Linked DNA regions of Mus musculus: region 1 is linked to region 2. A link is a contact called in ENCODE Hi-C or POLR2A ChIA-PET data. All regions are on one chromosome and are shown on one strand. The core of a region is the stretch at or near the end of the contact, and the rest is flanking DNA. Distances in the headings are between cores, read along the strand shown. Region 1 holds the start of Plekhg6 (pleckstrin homology domain containing, family G (with RhoGef domain) member 6). Region 2 holds the start of Tuba3a (tubulin, alpha 3A).

Evidence for each region. Hi-C counts contacts between places; a loop is a spot of excess contacts on that map. ChIA-PET counts read pairs that join two places held with the same protein, here RNA polymerase II (POLR2A).
Region 1: a map of regulatory T cell shows a loop between it and region 2 (2.1-fold over the local background). The contact joins the promoter of Plekhg6 here to the promoter of Tuba3a in region 2. A Hi-C loop is called at or near these places in 2 of 37 maps with a recorded cell type or tissue (mouse embryonic stem cell and regulatory T cell). POLR2A ChIA-PET finds 5 or more read pairs at or near these places in 1 of 5 experiments (Patski).

The regions. Positions count from the first base shown.
Region 1 is chr6:125,379,201-125,382,386 of GRCm38, reverse strand. Plekhg6 (pleckstrin homology domain containing, family G (with RhoGef domain) member 6) reads left to right here and starts at 1,883. Exons shown (of 17, transcript NM_198604.2): 1 at 1,883-2,037; 2 at 2,411-2,632.
Region 2 is chr6:125,284,618-125,287,901 of GRCm38, reverse strand. Tuba3a (tubulin, alpha 3A) reads left to right here and starts at 1,821. Exons shown (of 5, transcript NM_009446.3): 1 at 1,821-1,934. The coding sequence starts at 1,932.

The sequences.
Region 1 (3,186 bases), core at 634-3,133, 94 kb before region 2:
AGAGCCAGAATAGAAGGAAGGAATGGACCAAGAGAGCCTGCGAGTCCACCTGCCCACACACCTGCAGCTGGCCACACCTCTGTCTTTAGCTTTGTCTGGGAACCTCTCCTCCCAGGGAGACTTGATACAGGCCCCAGGGTACTGGGAGGTGGAGGTGGGACCTCAGCCCTGAGGGAATGGAAAGGGTTAACTCTGCCTGGGTCTATGGGAGACATCAGAAGCTCACTCCAGGGGCATGTAAGTCCAGGATTTCTCTCCTACCTTCTCAATTCCAATTTCCCTCTTTCTCCTCCTTCCACCTTTGTCTGAGAATCAGTGGGAGGAGAAGTCCTCAGCACCAGTGTCTTTGGGGTGTCATTTAATATGGCCAGTAATCAGCACCAACTGGTTCATTAACTCTCTCTCTCTCTCTCATGGCTACTCATCATCCCTGGATATGTCTTCCTCTTCTCCTGGCCCCCCACAGTGTGAATGCTAGGAACAGGCAAAACCTGCATTCTTGACAAACATGGTTCTCATCCAACTCCTTCTCCGCTCCCCCCCCTACACACACACCTGGGGGGGCAGAAGGCAGGATGGAGGCAACCACAGGTCAGGACAGCTCCTCTGTAACACTGAGACCTCACAACATCATATTCTAAAAAAGTACACTGAAGGACAAATCTGTGACTGGGAACAGGAACACACATTCAAGCAACCGATGGCAAAGATGCCTCTCCAGGCTGAAAGGAGCCATGGGAGAGGGTGAGAATTAGAGGTGTTTTTGTTTTGTTTTGTTTTGTTTTTGTTTTGTTTTGTTTTTGTTTTGTTTTGTTTTGTTTTTCCTCTGAACACAGGGAGACACTTCTGAAAGGGTTTTGTGTACTTCGGGATGCTTTGTGTGGTAAGAGGTTGCACCAGACCCAGTCTAGTCCATTGGCGGAAGGAAGATCCCAAAGTGGACCTCAGACCTGCCCATCTCCCCGCCCCCTCCCCCCCCCCCCCACCGAGACTTCCACCTCTGGATCACACATCCATGGGATGATATAACTCTCAGTTCTTCCCTCAGACCAGACGACAGGACTTGGGAATGTGGGGGCGGGGGGGCGGGGATGCCTTTCACATCACGCCCAGCCAGTGCTGTACCACTTCGGAGAAACTGTTCAGTCTGTGTAGCCCTTGGGAAGGCCACACTGGCCCAAGTGCAGTCCGGTGGGAGGGTACCCTCCCCTGGTATGCCCCCTCCCTCCAGGCTTAAGTAATGAGAGTAGTGTTGGGTATGGTCTAAGCTTGGCCCCTGATGCCTCCCTCAATAAGACACAAAGTCCACAGAACCTTCCTCCCTGTTGCCAGGGCAGGCCAGCAGGTTCACTGGAGATAAGGGCTACACTTTGGACTCCATGGCCAGAGGACAGCCATGGGGCTGAGAATCCTTGGGCCTCCGCCCTTCCTGATGCTAGGCTGGCTCCCTTTCAGGGTAACGGTCTAGGACAGGCAAGAGGGGCCTGGTGCAAACAAGGGATGTGTACCTGCCACAGGTCGCTTGGTCATTACCTCACCGCCTCCGCATAGCGGCGCCCAACCTTTCATTTATCCCTCATTACCCTGGCGCCTGGCAGGGGTCTGGCCGGGAAGGGAGGACACGCTGGTGGCCTGCGGGTGGCACAAGGTTCCAGCCCCTGGCCCCGACCAGGTGACAGATTGCTGGTTAGTTCAGGTGCAAAAGAAAGGGAAAGGTGCGCACCGAGAAGTGAGCACTCCTGGTCTGGGGTTGGTGTACGGAGAGTCCGGCTCCCTACCCTCTCTGTCCGGGTGACCAGGACCGCGACGCTGCAAGGCCCGCAGGGAGGGGGAGGTGCCAGCCCACGTCCCGCCCCTCTGCCTCCACCTTCACCTCCCTTCCCGGCCCCGTGCTGCCTGGTCCCGCGGGCCGCTCGGTCCTAGTCCCAGGCTGGGACAGTGGGGCTGCCATCGCCAAGGAAGCTGACAACGACCCAGATTTCCACAGTATCCAGCGGACGTCAAGGACAGCGGAAGCTCGGACACCTGCGCTCACAGGTGAGCACTTGGGAGGGCGAGTGCCGGGCGGCCAGGGAACCGGGGATCTGGGACAGGGTCGCGGGGCCTCAGAAGGAGGAGGGAAGGAGGCTGGGTACGAGGGAGGGAGAAAAGCTGGGCCTGGGAAAAGATAGAAAAGGTGGACGTGGGGAGAGATAGTAAGGGGGAGGGAGAAGGAGGGGCGGGGGACTGCCTTCGGGGGCTGGACTGTTGTTGTCCCGGGGCGGGAGACACAATGAACAATCTCCTCTGCGAGTAAGTCAGAGTAAGCTAGGAGAGAGAAATGGGAGGTTTCTAGAGCCCAGTTGGTGGGAAACCAACCCCTGTATAGGGTTCTTGAGTCCAGTTCCCATTAAGGGCCTCTTCCCTTCAGGCCCTGCCCACTGCAAGGGATGGGTCTTCCATCCAGGCTTAGAAAGGAGGGGTGGAGTCCTGCATCTGACTTCCAGCTCTATCCCTGGTGGTGCCCTCGGCGGCCAGGAAAGGAGCTTAGTGGGAGACCAGCGGGCTGCCTCAACTAGGGGCATCCCTCCAGACCCTGTCTGACAGCTCTCCTGACTTCGCCAGATTGTACGTGGACGTGTGGGGTTTCCAGGTAAGGCATGTACAGACTTCTCAGTAAAGGGACAGAAAAGCTATATTGTAGAGTCTCTTGTCTATTGAGTCTCAGTTGCGACTAACTGAAAAGCAGCCAAGGATGGCCAGCCGACCAGTAAGGGTGGCTGGCTGGCTGAACCGTGATAAAACTAGCTGTAACTCATGGAGTGTGAACTGGGTGTATTGTTCTCTTTCCCCAAATATTATTTTTCCTTTTTTGCCCCCCCCCATTATTTAAAAATGTAAACGTTGCAAAGCATGATAGAATACATCTGTGATCATAGCACTCTAGAAACTGAGGCAGGGGGATGCAGAGTTGGAAGGTAGCCTAGACTGGGTTACACTGTGTGTCAGCCTGGGCTATATTAAGAGGTCCTCCTATCTCAAATCAGAAAATAAAATAAAAGCCGTTCTTAACCCATAGTCTGTTCCAACATGAGAAACCCACTTGTCTGTCTCTAGTCAGCTTTACCTGTCCCAGTTCATGGTGTTTGTGCAGTGTTGACAAAGGTAATACAGGAAAGGAGACATCTAGGTACAAGAGACCGCCTT
Region 2 (3,284 bases), core at 572-3,071:
TTTCCTTTAATAAATACCAAGTGTGGCATGGTGGTGAACACTGGTAGTCCCAGCTTCTCAGGAGGCCAGCTTGAGCCCACAAGTTCCCGAGTTAACGGAATCACACACACTATAGAGTAAGGTAACTAAATCTCAAGAAAGTGGTTTTAAAAATCATGTTTGACACATGAAAACTGTCGAATTATCCACACAGACCCAGCAGATCAAAGGCAAGTTGAACCAGCAGAGTATAGAAAGTGTGTAGCAGATTCGGCCGTCACAATACCCAGGAGCTGAAGGCTCAAGGAGACTGTAACTGTCTTCCCCCACTGTACTCTAATGAAGTGAAAAGTCTGCAGCTGGTGGCAAGCACAATAAACCATGAGCCAGGTGCTTCTCTTCAACCAAACCTCCCTTTCCTCCTGGGATCCCAGAGGAGACAGAATCCTAACAAAGCCAGCAGGCTGTCTCATGCCATTGCTCATTTGCAGGTATCGAGGTTGCCTTCTATATGCTGAATCTGGCATACATGAAGGAATATATTCATTCACGGGATATGGATATAAATTTCCTGGGTTTCAAATGCCTAGCGACCAAATCAGATCCCCAACAATAAGACTGCATCAAGAAGATTCTGTTCCAAAAAATGTTTATTGCAGAATTTTTTTAAAAAAAAATCATGTTTGATTCTAGTTATAAAACAAGTCATAAATGTATGCACGCCAGGATGAAAGACAGCTGAAATGTGTTTCTCTAGAGACATGCGTGGTTGTTGGTGTTCTATTTTATTGCTGCCTTTCCCACATGTTCTACTCTGAATGTGTTAATCTCATAATCAGAAAAAAATGTTTCTTGTAAACACAGCACTGGGGATTAGAGTTGTAGCTGGGTTTGGTAGAGTGCTGGCTAAGCATCTCTGAAGCCATGAGTGTGTCCCCAGCTTGTGATGCAGATCCGCAGTCCCAGGACTCAGAGGGTGGAGATTAGAGGGTCAGAAGGATCAAATCCATTCTTGATTACAGGGGAAATCAAGACCAGGGTGGGATACATGAGACTCTGCCCAAACAAACAAACAAACAAAAACACCATGGCACAGCCTACAATTCATTATGTGCAGTTCGATATCCTGAGGAAAGATAGGTATGTTGACTAATTTATGTTTCCTCCAAATTGCAGATTGAAGGTCTGGTTGCCACCAGGCATGGCACACATCTATAGCCCCAGCTCTGAGGTAGCCTGAGACAGAGTTTCAACTTCTGCCAGCCCGGGCTACAAGCTTTGGAGGCCAGCCAGGGCTGCATACCCAAATCCTTTCAAAACCTTCTCCGAGTAAATAATGTCGGAATAGGCAACTGCTCACACAGACTTCCAAAACAGCTCTGGGTCCCAACGCAAGACTTGGCAGATGGTCTCTGGAGAAGCACGACCTGGTGGCCTCCAAAGCGAGGGAGGCTGAACAGCTTTTCTGCCCCAAGTGAGGTAAGGCTGTGTGAGGTGAGGCGAAAGGAGGAAAGGCGAGGACAGAGGTACGGATAGTGTGCAGGGCTGCTAGGGCATCCCTCCATCGCCGATGCGCAGATAACATACGCAGATAAGCAAGACCTGAGCGCCCCACTTGTTCCATGCTAAGTTGGATGTCGGGGACGCGCAGACACACCTCCCCCCACCCCCCATTTTCAGATGCTCCTCAATGCTTGTCCCCCTCCAGCCACTCCAGAGCCTTCCCGCCAAAGCCACATCCAATCAGAAAGTGCCAGCACTGCAACTTGAGCCACATCCAATCATTAGTGGGATGTGGAGCCTAAGGCCGCCCCTAAGGCGCTCTGGGCCAATGAGCCCCGGCCTGGACTCCACATCCGTCCTGGACTGTTGAGCGCGCAGACCAGAGGCGGTTGAGGACCAGTGGTGAGGAACGGCCGAGGCGGCGTCTGAGCGGGTCTCCGGAGTTCAGCATGGTGAGAGCGGCCGGGGTGGTGGGAGCAGTCCCAGGCCGGGGTGGTTGGCCTCGGGGCCTCTGGGGGGGTCGGCCCCACGGGAGGTTGACCTCCGTCTCCTCTGAGGCTAGGGCTTCCTCGCAACCCCAGCTCCTGTGAGGGTGGGCGTTGGCAGAGCAGCCCAGGAGCCCGCAGTCTCCTCTAGACTCCTCACCATGCAAGTGCGTGTGAATGAGATGCTCGGCTTCTTAGCACCTGTGAAGCTCCAGGATGCTGGGATGCAGTTCCAGCCCGGAGTCCCAGCCCCGCGGAGGCTGATGAAAGAGGCGCAAGAGTTCGCGGCCAGCCTCAGTCTCGTGGGCCTCCAGCCTTAAGAAAAAAAGCAACAAAAGAAGGTGGCAGATAGGTTTCTGGAGAGGGAACTTTTGTTTTGTTTACTGGTACCAGTGGCCTTGAGTGCGAGAACCAGTGATGGCTTGGGTTCCAGAAGATCCTAGAAGCCACCAGGCTTTCTGGTCTAATGTTCGTCCACCTAGGAAAGTGAAAGTTACTGAGTCCAAAGAGCCTGTGCTCGGGTCTCGAGCTTACTATGATTGGGAAATGCCGTAGAGCCCCTGGTAGGCCTGCCCTCTCTGCCTCCACTCCGTCAAGATCACAGGCCACCAGCTCCACCAAGCTTGCCAAAGAACTTTTATATAAGTTTTGTGGCTACTGCTGTTTTTCTTATTTCATGGTTTATAAGTGGGATCCATTGTTGGTATTAGAAAGTACATTTGAGGTGTGTGCTGGCGCATGCCACAGTCCCAAGCAGGACATTTGGATTTCAAGATTAGTCTGAGTACATTTGAAGCTAGCATGGACTACAAAAACTTGTCCTAAGGGAAGAATAAAATAAGGCTGAGAACCTAATTTATTAGATTTTTTTTTCTTTGAAATCGCTGTGCATGTATGTCTCTGCAAAGTATGTGCTCCTGAGTGCAGTTTCCCAGAGAGGCCAGAAGAGGGTGTGGAAGACCCAGGAGCTGGAGTCAGGCCGTGGCGAGCCTGATAACTGAGCCCTGATCCTCTGCAAGACAGCTCTCCTACCCACCACACAAACTCTCCGGCCCCAGGCAGAGGACTTCTTAGATACTTGTGTTCACATACGATCTGGGTCTAAACAGCCAGAACTTGTCTTTGTTTCTCTGATGGGCTCTCGTCATCTGAGCTGGCCTCAAACGCCTCTTATTACCTCAGCTCCTCATTGAGCTGGCTACTGTCATGGACCCCCCCACACCGAGCTTGATCGTTTTTTTTTTTTTTTCTTTAAAACTTTTTTCTTGTTGCAGGGGCAGTGTCGTCCCATTACTTTGTTCTCAGGGCACAGTCCTT